Regions from separate parts of the Mus musculus genome. Here region 1 is linked to region 2. The links are chromatin loops, found by intact Hi-C in ENCODE. Cell type or tissue: gastrocnemius. All regions are shown on one strand.

The links. A loop is a pair of places that touch in the nucleus more often than their neighbours do. Peaks named below come from ENCODE experiments on the same cell type or tissue, not always from the same donor. Only the 100,000 strongest peaks of a DNase experiment are listed, where the experiment ranks them.
Region 1: it touches region 2 in a loop (3-fold over the local background); 8 of 42 quality-filtered maps call a loop at or near these places.

Annotation. Positions count from the first base shown.
Region 1 is chr8:45,827,945-45,832,944 of GRCm38, reverse strand. No RefSeq gene overlaps it. Among named protein-coding and RNA genes, the nearest start is that of Sorbs2os, 11 kb to the right of the region's middle. In gastrocnemius, no CTCF peak of the experiment used is centred here; no DNase peak of the experiment used is centred here; H3K27ac peaks cover 3,962 bases.
Region 2 is chr8:45,884,104-45,889,103 of GRCm38, reverse strand. Pdlim3 (PDZ and LIM domain 3) reads right to left here and starts at 3,617. Exons shown (of 8, transcript NM_001374652.2): 1 at 3,432-3,617. The coding sequence starts at 3,524. In gastrocnemius, CTCF peaks have their summits at 3,047 and 4,333; DNase peaks (open chromatin) are centred at 3,252, 3,638 and 4,373; H3K4me3 peaks cover 4,616 bases; H3K27ac peaks cover 4,719 bases.

The DNA.
Region 1 (5,000 bases), 56 kb after region 2:
TGGATGAGCTAACTAACTTCTTTATCTATGACCTTGTCTACATTGGTAAAGATGATAGATATTCTATGATATCCAGGGTCATATTTGTATATAATATTTGCAGTAACCTGCGATGTTTTATTTTACTTTATTTTAACGCTTCATATGTAATATGCATAGTATACATGCTCAAAGTCGCACTCATGAGAGGGCTCATTCATAGATGATCCAGTGTTCCAGTGCCGTCCTCTGTCCCTGGCAGAATGGAACTTTGATACTCCCCAGTTTGGGGCCCCTCTGAATGTTCATTTGAGATTGTTTCCATAAGCAAGTGATTCAGAACACAGGATGCAAAAAAGGAGATCAAATAGTCTAGTTTCAGGGGCTAAGGGGCCAGCTAGAGAACTTGAAACAACCTGCAGCATTCTGGGAAGAGCTCAAGGTGCCCGTTTCCTGATGCTTCTTTGTCTCTTTAGCGTACATCTTTTTAATTAATGCACATATATGTGTGTATGCATGTGCCTGTTTGTGCACTTGGTATGGAAGCTCAGGTGTCTTCCTCGGTCATTGTTTGCTTTGCTTCATCCATTTATTTACTCGTTTACTTATTTTTATTTATTTAGAGAATCTCTCACTGAACCTGGATCTCAGCGCTCACCACTTGGCTAAGCTGCATGAGTTCCAGGGGACCTGCCTCCCTAACTTGTAGCACAAAGCCATGCTGCCTCGTGGATGCTAGAGATCTGAATTCAGGTCCTTCTCCTTGGGCCTACAAGTGATTTTTACCCATCGAGTCATCTCCCTAGCCCTTGGCATGCTCAGTGTGCCTTTTCTCAGCGATGCAATGACAACTTGGGAATAGGCTGTGGTTCTCCCCGAGGGCATTGTCATCAAGGAAGAAGCACTGGCTAAGTAAACCTTGGTGTGGTATGAATGCCCCTGCACCCAGTCAGATTCATGTTAATCCCCTCCCCCACTATGATGTTATATGGAAATAGGACTTTTGGATTTGAGTGGGTAATGGGAGTAGAGATATTAGGAATGGGATTGGTAGCAAGGGTTCCCTTTTTCCTCCAAGGGAGGACACAGGAAGGAGACGGCCATCCTTGAGAAAGGGTGCCCACCCAGACGTCAAATCTGCTGGCACTTTGATTCTTGGACTTGGCCCTCCTCTAAGACATTCTGAAGAGATGGATGTTTACCTCGAGGCATCCTTTAGCTCCCATTTTGTCAAGCCTCCTCACCTTCTCTTTCCTCAGTATATTCCAGCCTCACTTCTAGAACATGGGAAGATGGCTGCTTTCTGCCAGAGGATCTGGGTCTGCCAGTCATTGGTTGGAAGGTAGTAACCATGGTGATTACAGTTATCTACTCATTAGTTCAGGGTTAGAATAACCTTGCCTAATAGGATTTATAATACAAATCTCCCTTAAGCATCTGAGCTACTCTAGGGCAGAACTCCCGACTCTCAACAGTAGAGAGTTGGCTAGATGACTCTTAGTTGTGGATGCCTGTCTGTGCATTGTTGGACATCGAAAGCATCCTTGGCCTTGGGGGAAGTTATCAGCATCCTGAGTCTCTATACACACGAGATGGCAAGAACACTCCCATTTCTGACCATCACCAATGTCTCCCTACCTTGCCAAATGTCCCAATGGAGGAACAAAGTCTTCCAAAGTGAGACAAACCCCGGGAACACATAGAGATGTGAAAATGTTTTATTTTTAACTTTTCTATGACATGCTTACTTTCAAGACAAGTTGTCATCTGCTTCGGCACTATTGGTTCAGAACTTGCACCCTTTGCTTCCTGCCAGAACTGCTTGGCTCCTACACCCAACTGCTCTGTAGTTTCTACTCCTCTCAACTTAAGATCTTCCATACAGCACTCAGTTGGAAAGACACCTAACCCATGTAAAGGGATGCTAAATAGTATTTTCTTCTTCCTCTTCATCTTTTCTTCTCTTCCTTGACCAAGTCTTCAGATTATATTGTATTGTTTTTTTTTTTTTTTCATTTCATTATACCTGAGCAGTCCTTGGCCTTGGGTATGTATTTGAGTTGATTGTAGCTTCATGAATCTCAGATCAAAGTTGCCTTGACCTTCTTTCCTTTATAGGTGTTGTAAATGTCAAGTTCTTTTATCACGTGACTCTAGTGCCTCACTCAAGGACAGTTGTAGAATATAAGAGTATGTTCAGTATTACCCCAGTTTATCTGTACACACACACACACACACACACACACACACACACACACACACACACACACACACACATTCTCTCTCTCTCTCTCTCTCTCTCTCTCTCTCTCTCTCTCTCTCTCTGGAGGGATATGTTTCAAAGCATAATGCTCAAATGGGATTTGACCATTTCTATTTTCTATTTTTGGTATGATAAATACATAATGAGTGTTAAATTTAAGAAATAAAAAAAATGCTTTAAGGACTTATTCTTGAGCTCTCTGCAATAGAATGCAAAACTTGGCACCTGTCTAAGGGTGTTAATAGTAATGAGAGTTGATTAAAATGGCATTTATTTTTAGAAGACACAGGGATGCCTGAGTCACCCATCATATTTTAGGGGGAAGGATGAAACAAGAAACCCCAAAGGAACAGGTGAAGATTTGTGAGGCTGAGTTCTGTCTTGTGCTCCAAGTTTTATGGGTCAAGATATATGAATGTGTGTGAGCTCAGACAGAACTTTTCTGAGCCTCCCAGAGGCTGAATTTAGCAGTGAGCTAAGGCTCTGAGCCACACAGAGAGTCACCCAGTGGAGAATGGCTAGCTCATCCTGGGACTGTGTATATTTAAAAGCTTCCCACTGAGTACACGGTGTTCCTACAAGCATGTTGGGCTTGCCTGTCTCCAAGTGGCTTGAATAGCAAACACTTTCCTGAAACTCCACTGGCTGCTGAGCTGGCTCACCAGCCATGGCCTTCAGAGCCTCAGTGAACCAGAACTCACAGACAGTTACTGCGTACTTCTAGAAACCCAATTGAGTTTTCGTCAGGGAGATATATAGTGCTGTATTGGGTGCATACTCTTTCTCATCATGTGTGTGGTGATACAGCAGATAGCATGCAGCTTTGGGCGATACATTGGACCCTAAATCCAACTTCTACAACATGCTACACTTCACACACCACAAAGAAGCTACTCAGCCTCTCACAGCTCTATTTTCCTCATCTATAGAATGGGTTTTCTCTTAGATTTACTGCGAGGATAAAGACATGGAACATGGGTAGCAAGAGCAGTCTGGTGTGTAGCAACAGCTGCTCAACTTCCCTTTCCCTCTGGTCACCTTCCAGGTCTGACCGACAGGTAGTGTCAGGGACAAATTCACAAGTTATTTGCTATAAAGGGACAGAATAAACACTTCAGGTTTAGTTCGTCAAGATAGCAAAATGGGGAAGCACATAGACACTTATATTACAAAGAGAAAACACATTTCTCCCAGTTTTCATCGATAAAAGTTAAGGATAGGAGCCTAAAGTGCTTCGTAAATTTCTTCTAACATAATCCCTTCTATTATACCATAAAATGAAAATAAAGGAATTGTTTTTGAGGGAATAACATTTCACTGAACTAAGGTTCAGAGTCAGAGCTTCCTATCATCAAATTAATCATTGCCGTTCTCTGAATAAACCATTCTTAACTTGTAGGATATCCAATACCCAATAGAAGACTGGATCTCCATAGCCACATCCCCACGGCAGGACATTTTATTTCTAAGGCCCACCTCGTCCTGTGCTCTGACCTCCTTCTGAGGGAGGAGTAAATGACTGAAACATAATTGATATGGAAACAGTTTTTGAAAAGAGGGACCTGATGATTTATTGAAGGTGCAAGGACGGAAGATAGACTATTGGCTGGGTTTGTCTGTATAAAACTTCAATGCTAACTTTGTCGCAAAAATTATCGTTTTAGACTCCCCATGAACCTGTAGGGCTAGTGCTGATAATGAATGTCTCATTACATAATTTTTCTCCTTTTTTAATGTAAACAGTTTTTAAAGAGTAACCATCTGGAGAGAAGGCTGAAGTAATTAATTCTTTAAATAAATGCACTGTGAGAAACTGTCAGCATATATACTCATCTTTAATAAAATGATTCTTTAACTCATATCCTCCTTTGAGGCCAAAATCTGGAAAAGAGTGGGAAGGAAGAGAAATCAGGCCACACAAACTGGCCACCTACAAAGAGAGAGTCAGCAGTAAATAGTTATGGAAGCAGACAGTCAGTTAAACAGCTTCTCCCTGCTTTTGATCAAGTACGAAGAGGATAGGCCTGTTTGTAGTGCTGATGCAGCTAAAGCAGGACTTAGCATGTGGTGCATAAATATCAGAGATCTTTCCTCTTAGCCTTCCAGTGACCTGGGTGGACAGATTCAGGTTTATAGAGTAAGGGACTGTCCAGTGCTCAGGTGAAAACAGGACCACCAAACAGTCTGTGAGGTGTAGTCTTCCCACAGGGGACCACATCTCAGCACTGAGCTTGCAACAGTGGAAAGCATCCAGTGGAATACAGGAGTCCTGTGTGGCTGCAGAAGCCACGGGACATGTCGACAAACTGGTAGGCAAGGGCAGAACCATGTTTCTGAATATTTGACAGATGTGGATCTGGGCTGAAACAGAGGGATCAGGAATGAACTGAGCTATTCAGAAGGACACAAGTTCAAGTGGTAGCTCTTTGTTATTTGTGTGGCAACAAAGCATGAACCTTCCATGGTAGGGGTTTTGAAATTCAACAAGAGACCAATGATGGGAAAGTTCTTTCAGATAAGTTTTTAAAAGTTACAAGATAGGTGATCACTAATTACTTCTTGGAAAATAGCCAGTTTTGAGGCAGCACTATATGGAGATGTGGTGCTTTGCCTGATGGGTAATATTTAAGTAGAGGATTTAGCAAGTAGGCTTTGGTAGTGATAGACTTTAAAATACTCCTCTGAGTATTTCTCCATCTGTGTGTCAAGATAACAGAGACAAAAATGCTTCAAACTATTTTTAACTAATTCCTTGGAA
Region 2 (5,000 bases):
GACAGTGTCTCCCTCTCTGAGCTGTACTCAGAATAAAGCAATCTTGCTACTCTTGCAAGTCTATGGGAGCCGTTATTTTCAATTCTTTGGATTTGAGGCCTAAGCTTCGGCAGCCTTGGCTCAGACCCTACAAGCAGTAGCTCTCCCACAAGCTCTGGCTGCAGCTCCATTGTCTCCTAAGGAGCAGGTGCTTACTATGTGCAAGCTCCTTGACTTAGCATGAGGTTATATCCCAAGCAACTGCAACCTCTTTATGCAGCTGGAGACACCTTAAATCAACCAACACTGAATATACCAAACCTGCAGAACGTCCTGTTGTAGAGCAGTGCAATACACTGTAGAGGCTCACGGTTGCTCTGCCGATTGGTTGGCACTAACCGTGGCCTTTTACCACTGTCCAGCATCAAGACAGAGTCACACACTGTCAGTGGCTAGCACAGGCAGAGACGGAAAACTCTTAAGTATGGTCTGACTTGAAGGTGTCACTTTCAAACCATTATAAAGTGGCAGTGTCATGAACCGAGGGCCCTGCACAGTCTGCATTGATACAGCACCAGACAGGCAGGGGTACATCCAATCTAGCTTGTAGGAGGACCAAAACAAATTTAGATGGCTTGAGAAAATGGATGGAACTTCTTATGACAGAAAGTATGGCATACTTCAGTTCTTTGTGTCCTTAACAAAACAGACAATTACCTTTTTTTGTGGGGTGAGTATTTTGAGAGCACAATCTACTTATTTATGACAATAAAGTTATGTAAAAGGTGAGCAACTTAGTCATTTGTATTATAGCTATATTTATTTTATAACATATGTGATATACCAGGTGCTGCTATGTATTAAACAGTTTCCGACATAAAAGGTTCCTGCCCTTGGGGAGCAAGTGATGGAGTCAGATATGCTTAAGTATCTTGGGTATAGACAAGATAATAAGAGAGGATAGGCAGAAAGCTATGTATGATTATGCAATAGATGAAGTGACCATCATTAGAGGATTAGAGGAGGGCTAGGTTTTCATGGGCAGAGTGGACCACGGGGTAGGGCTGGAGAGAAGAATTCTGGGAGAGAGTGGTGTGTATCAGAAGCACAGCCATGCCAACGAGATCATAAACAGCCCTGAGCTGTGGCATCACTGTCCTTGTATGGAGTGAGAAGAGGAACAGGAGACGCAGGGAAGAAAAGAAGTCAGAACAGAGAGTTAAACAGCCACGCAGAAGAGCCCACCTTCTGTTGTCTAGAAGCTAGTGATGTCACTGAAGGATGCTTAATGGGAAAAATGGACAGCCCACTGCACCTTTCAAAGGCGGATGGTAAGAATATGCAGGGTGACTTGGAGACTATAGGCAGGCTTCTGGGCAGGACGTTATGATATCTTGAATAAAGGCAGCAGCCCGAAGAACAGCGCCACTGACAAATTGCATGTCACTGGGGACAGTGAGGGACATTTTTCTCATGCGTAGACTGAAGTAATAGAATAATATTAAATTTACAAAATGGAATGACTGCCTAGCAGCAGCAGATACTTTTCACTAACACCTCTGAATTTTCACCCAGGTGACTTCTCATGTCTCTGTAATTATTATGAACGTAATATTCTTAATAAGAATCCACAAAGGCATAAAAGCCCAAGTTAAGTGGGCTTGCATTGATTTAACAAGAATCCCTGATATGTATGGCTTTGGGGACAGTCGGGGTGGAACAATTCGGTGGTATCTGTTCCCTAGAAGTTAAAACCATCGGAAAGGTGTATTTTAAATAAATAACATCTGGTTTATTATTGAATCAAGTGCCCACAGTTGTGACACACATTAGCTGAGTTAAAAATCCAAGACAGAATGGCTCTTCAAATAAAAATGTCATGACATCAAATACATGGTCTTTGTAGTCTGAATGCAGATGTAAGATTGCACTAAGATAAATCTTGCTTTAAGTGTCAATGATCCCAAGCTTCAAACATGTGATTCATTAGACAGATATGTTACAGAGTAATAGTAAGATAATTCCTTTATAAATTTTCTCCAAGGGTCTTTATGACATAATCCATTCTTTTGGATTTAATTTAAATATGATGTATTCTTTGTTAGCATTCAAGAGCTTCTGTTACTTAATATGAGCAAGTGGGACCTTATAAACTAGGCATATTTCTTAGAGACAGTGGAAACTGTTTTCTTTGGTAAATCTATAAAAGGAATGGCTTGGCCCACACCATGGAAGCATTTTCTGCTTAATTTACTTAAGAGCATTTCTGGGGGGATGTTTTAATGTCTCATATAAAAACACATGTCAGATGTGTTTACATGTTTTTTTGAAAAATGTAAAACAAAGCTTGAGATGAGCCGTTGTATGCAACCCTATGATACACGCTTTGGGCTTCTTCAAAAGCTTAGGGCGCCACAAATAATATTAATGTGTGTACAGTGCCCTATTCAAAACCTGTGATTGATCAGGTTATAAAGCATGTATTCATAAAATATAGCATGAGCAGAGAAGCATAAAATAAGAAAACCATAACACTTGGAACATAAAATGATAACATTTAAAAGTTTGTGCTTTCACGTTTCGAACGGCTTGCATGAGTAACTGAAAAGATTGCTTTCAAAAGTTGAGGAAGTTATCAACTAGATGCTTAACAATTACTCTAGAAATTTGCTGACAGAAAAGGAACCCTGGGTTTCATTTTTACACCCTCCTTCTTGTTGGGTTCTGCTTAAGATACCCTGGAATAAGGCAGTTTGGTTTTTTGCTACTACAGTCTTCCTTTTTAAAGTTATTAGACTGAGTGGTTGCTCTCTATCAGGTAAACTATAGCCCAGGTTTTCTTTGCAGTTTGAGTTATAGGTAATGCTTCGTCAGCCAAGTTCCAAGCTTTGGAAAAATATTTATCCAAAATGCCTGGAAACGGAGGAATACACATTAGTAATATTTTCCCTGTCTGGCTGATATGAGAGGTTCCGACTTGGCCAGTCCAAGCTGTGCCCTGAGAACAGTACCCTGCTGAAGTTCCCATCCAGGCAAGAAAACTGCTCAGATGCAAGTGTAGAGCCACCAAATAACCACTAGAGTGACACCTCTTTCTTGCTCTCCATATCTGATGTGTGTGTGTGTGTGTGTGTGTGGTGGGGAGCCAAAAGCACCCCTCAGCTATGGAGCCCTCCTCTGAGCCCAGCACTGTCAGTTGACCTTTCTGGCTAATGTGGCTGGGGACCAAGGAAAAGGGATGCAGAGTTTGTGAGCTGCCTTGATTAAATCTCAGAACTGCTTTGCATCCTCCAGCTTGTTGCTGAAGTCTAACTGGGAGCCAGAAGCTCAGGCCCCCGCCAGTGCACCATCCTGCCTCCCTCCCTGGGTCTCTTGGTTTCTCTCTTTAACTCCAGGGCTACTCTCGGATGCCAGGTGACCTGTAGCACAAAATCAGAATGGAAAACACCTACCCTGGTGATGACCAAAGGCTGATTGAAGTCTATGCCCCCAGAGAGTCTGAAGCCCCAGGGCGCAGGACCCGGGAGAACTACGTTCTGGGGCATGGTGCCTTCCCTCGAGTGGGTCCAGCGACGGTGGCTCTGCAAAGCGCTTGTCTCGGAACCGGACAACCTACTTAGCTCCTGGGGCTGCGACCTAACTGGGAATGCTGTCCCGGAGATTTATCCCTGCTGCGAGTGACGTCACTGGCCTCCCCTCTTCCCCGCCCCCTCCCACCAAGGAGAGCTCCAACTTTGGAAGTGAGAGACAGCGCCTGGTCAGAGGCGCTCCCAGCTGGGTGCAGTCGCCCAGACCTCTCCCCGCCCAAGGAGGCTTCGGGTTACAGCTTCCATCATTCCATTAAGTAACACCTGTCCTCCTGTTTATCGTCTACTTGCTCAGCGGTGCACTTTACTGGGAAGTTAAAAGCAATCACACCGCAGCCTCTATGCTTTCAATTAAAATAAAACCCAAGCACAACCAGGCACTTAGGAATTTAGCAGTTTTGTGCACGCGTTGATGTTCTCTCTTAGTATCTAGCTTTGGTCAAGTTAAAGTCTTCATTTCTTTCGGCTGTAAAAACAGGAGTAATTATTGTACTTGTAGGAGTATTGGAAGGATTTGGTGGCAATAAAATGAAATGTTTCTGTGCAGCGCCCCGCACAGCATAAAAAACAAAAAAAGTCGAGTATTTCTATAATTAAAATATATGTTCCCACGCAGATTGTGCTTGTCTTTGTGATACAGAAATGACTTTGTTATCTGTGAAGTTTACGCTCGGAATCACCCCCTCTTTTGCCCTGCTTACCCCTCAATATCTCACCGCGTGCTAAGTACGTTTCGTTTTAAGTTTGGGCTACATTCACAACTATCCCAGCCGCAGGCGGCAGCACACTGCTTAGACTCTGCATGTTGGACACGGCTGTTTAATACATGGAGGCAAGAGTCAGGACGCCTCTCTGGATGCTGCAGCCAAAATGAAGGTGTCTGTGGGAGTGGGAGTAAAGGGGACCCAGAGCAGAGCACTTGCAATAGAGCATTCTGTTCCGATGTACTGGGAGAAAAGAAAAAAGTGATTTAAGAACCCGTAAATGGAAGGAATCCGTCTGGGAAAGTGGAAACGGCAGAAGGTCACCAAGGAGATTTGTTGGTCACCTCTGTGGTCCAGGTGTGGTAATGATTGCTTTACCTGTGTCTTTGTGCCTTTGTTTTGGCTGGTGTCATTTCTCAGGCTGGCGAATAGCTTCTCTGAATTGGAAGAGCTCACATCAAATCCTATAGCTAACAAATGGTAGAAGTAAAATAAACAATCCAGGTTAGCTCAACTCGAGGGTCTGCTTGGACCAGGAGGAGAGGTGTGTGTGTGTGTGTGTGGGGGGGGGGGGTCTGGGTAGCATCCTGGTTTAGATGTAGTGTAGAATCAAGTGTATCTGGTGCTATGGGTTAGGATGCTCTGATTCTTAAGAAGAGAGGCAAGGATGGGGAAAGAGAAGTGTGAATTGCCTAAAACCCGAGAGAAGGGTCTTGGACTTAACGAGCAA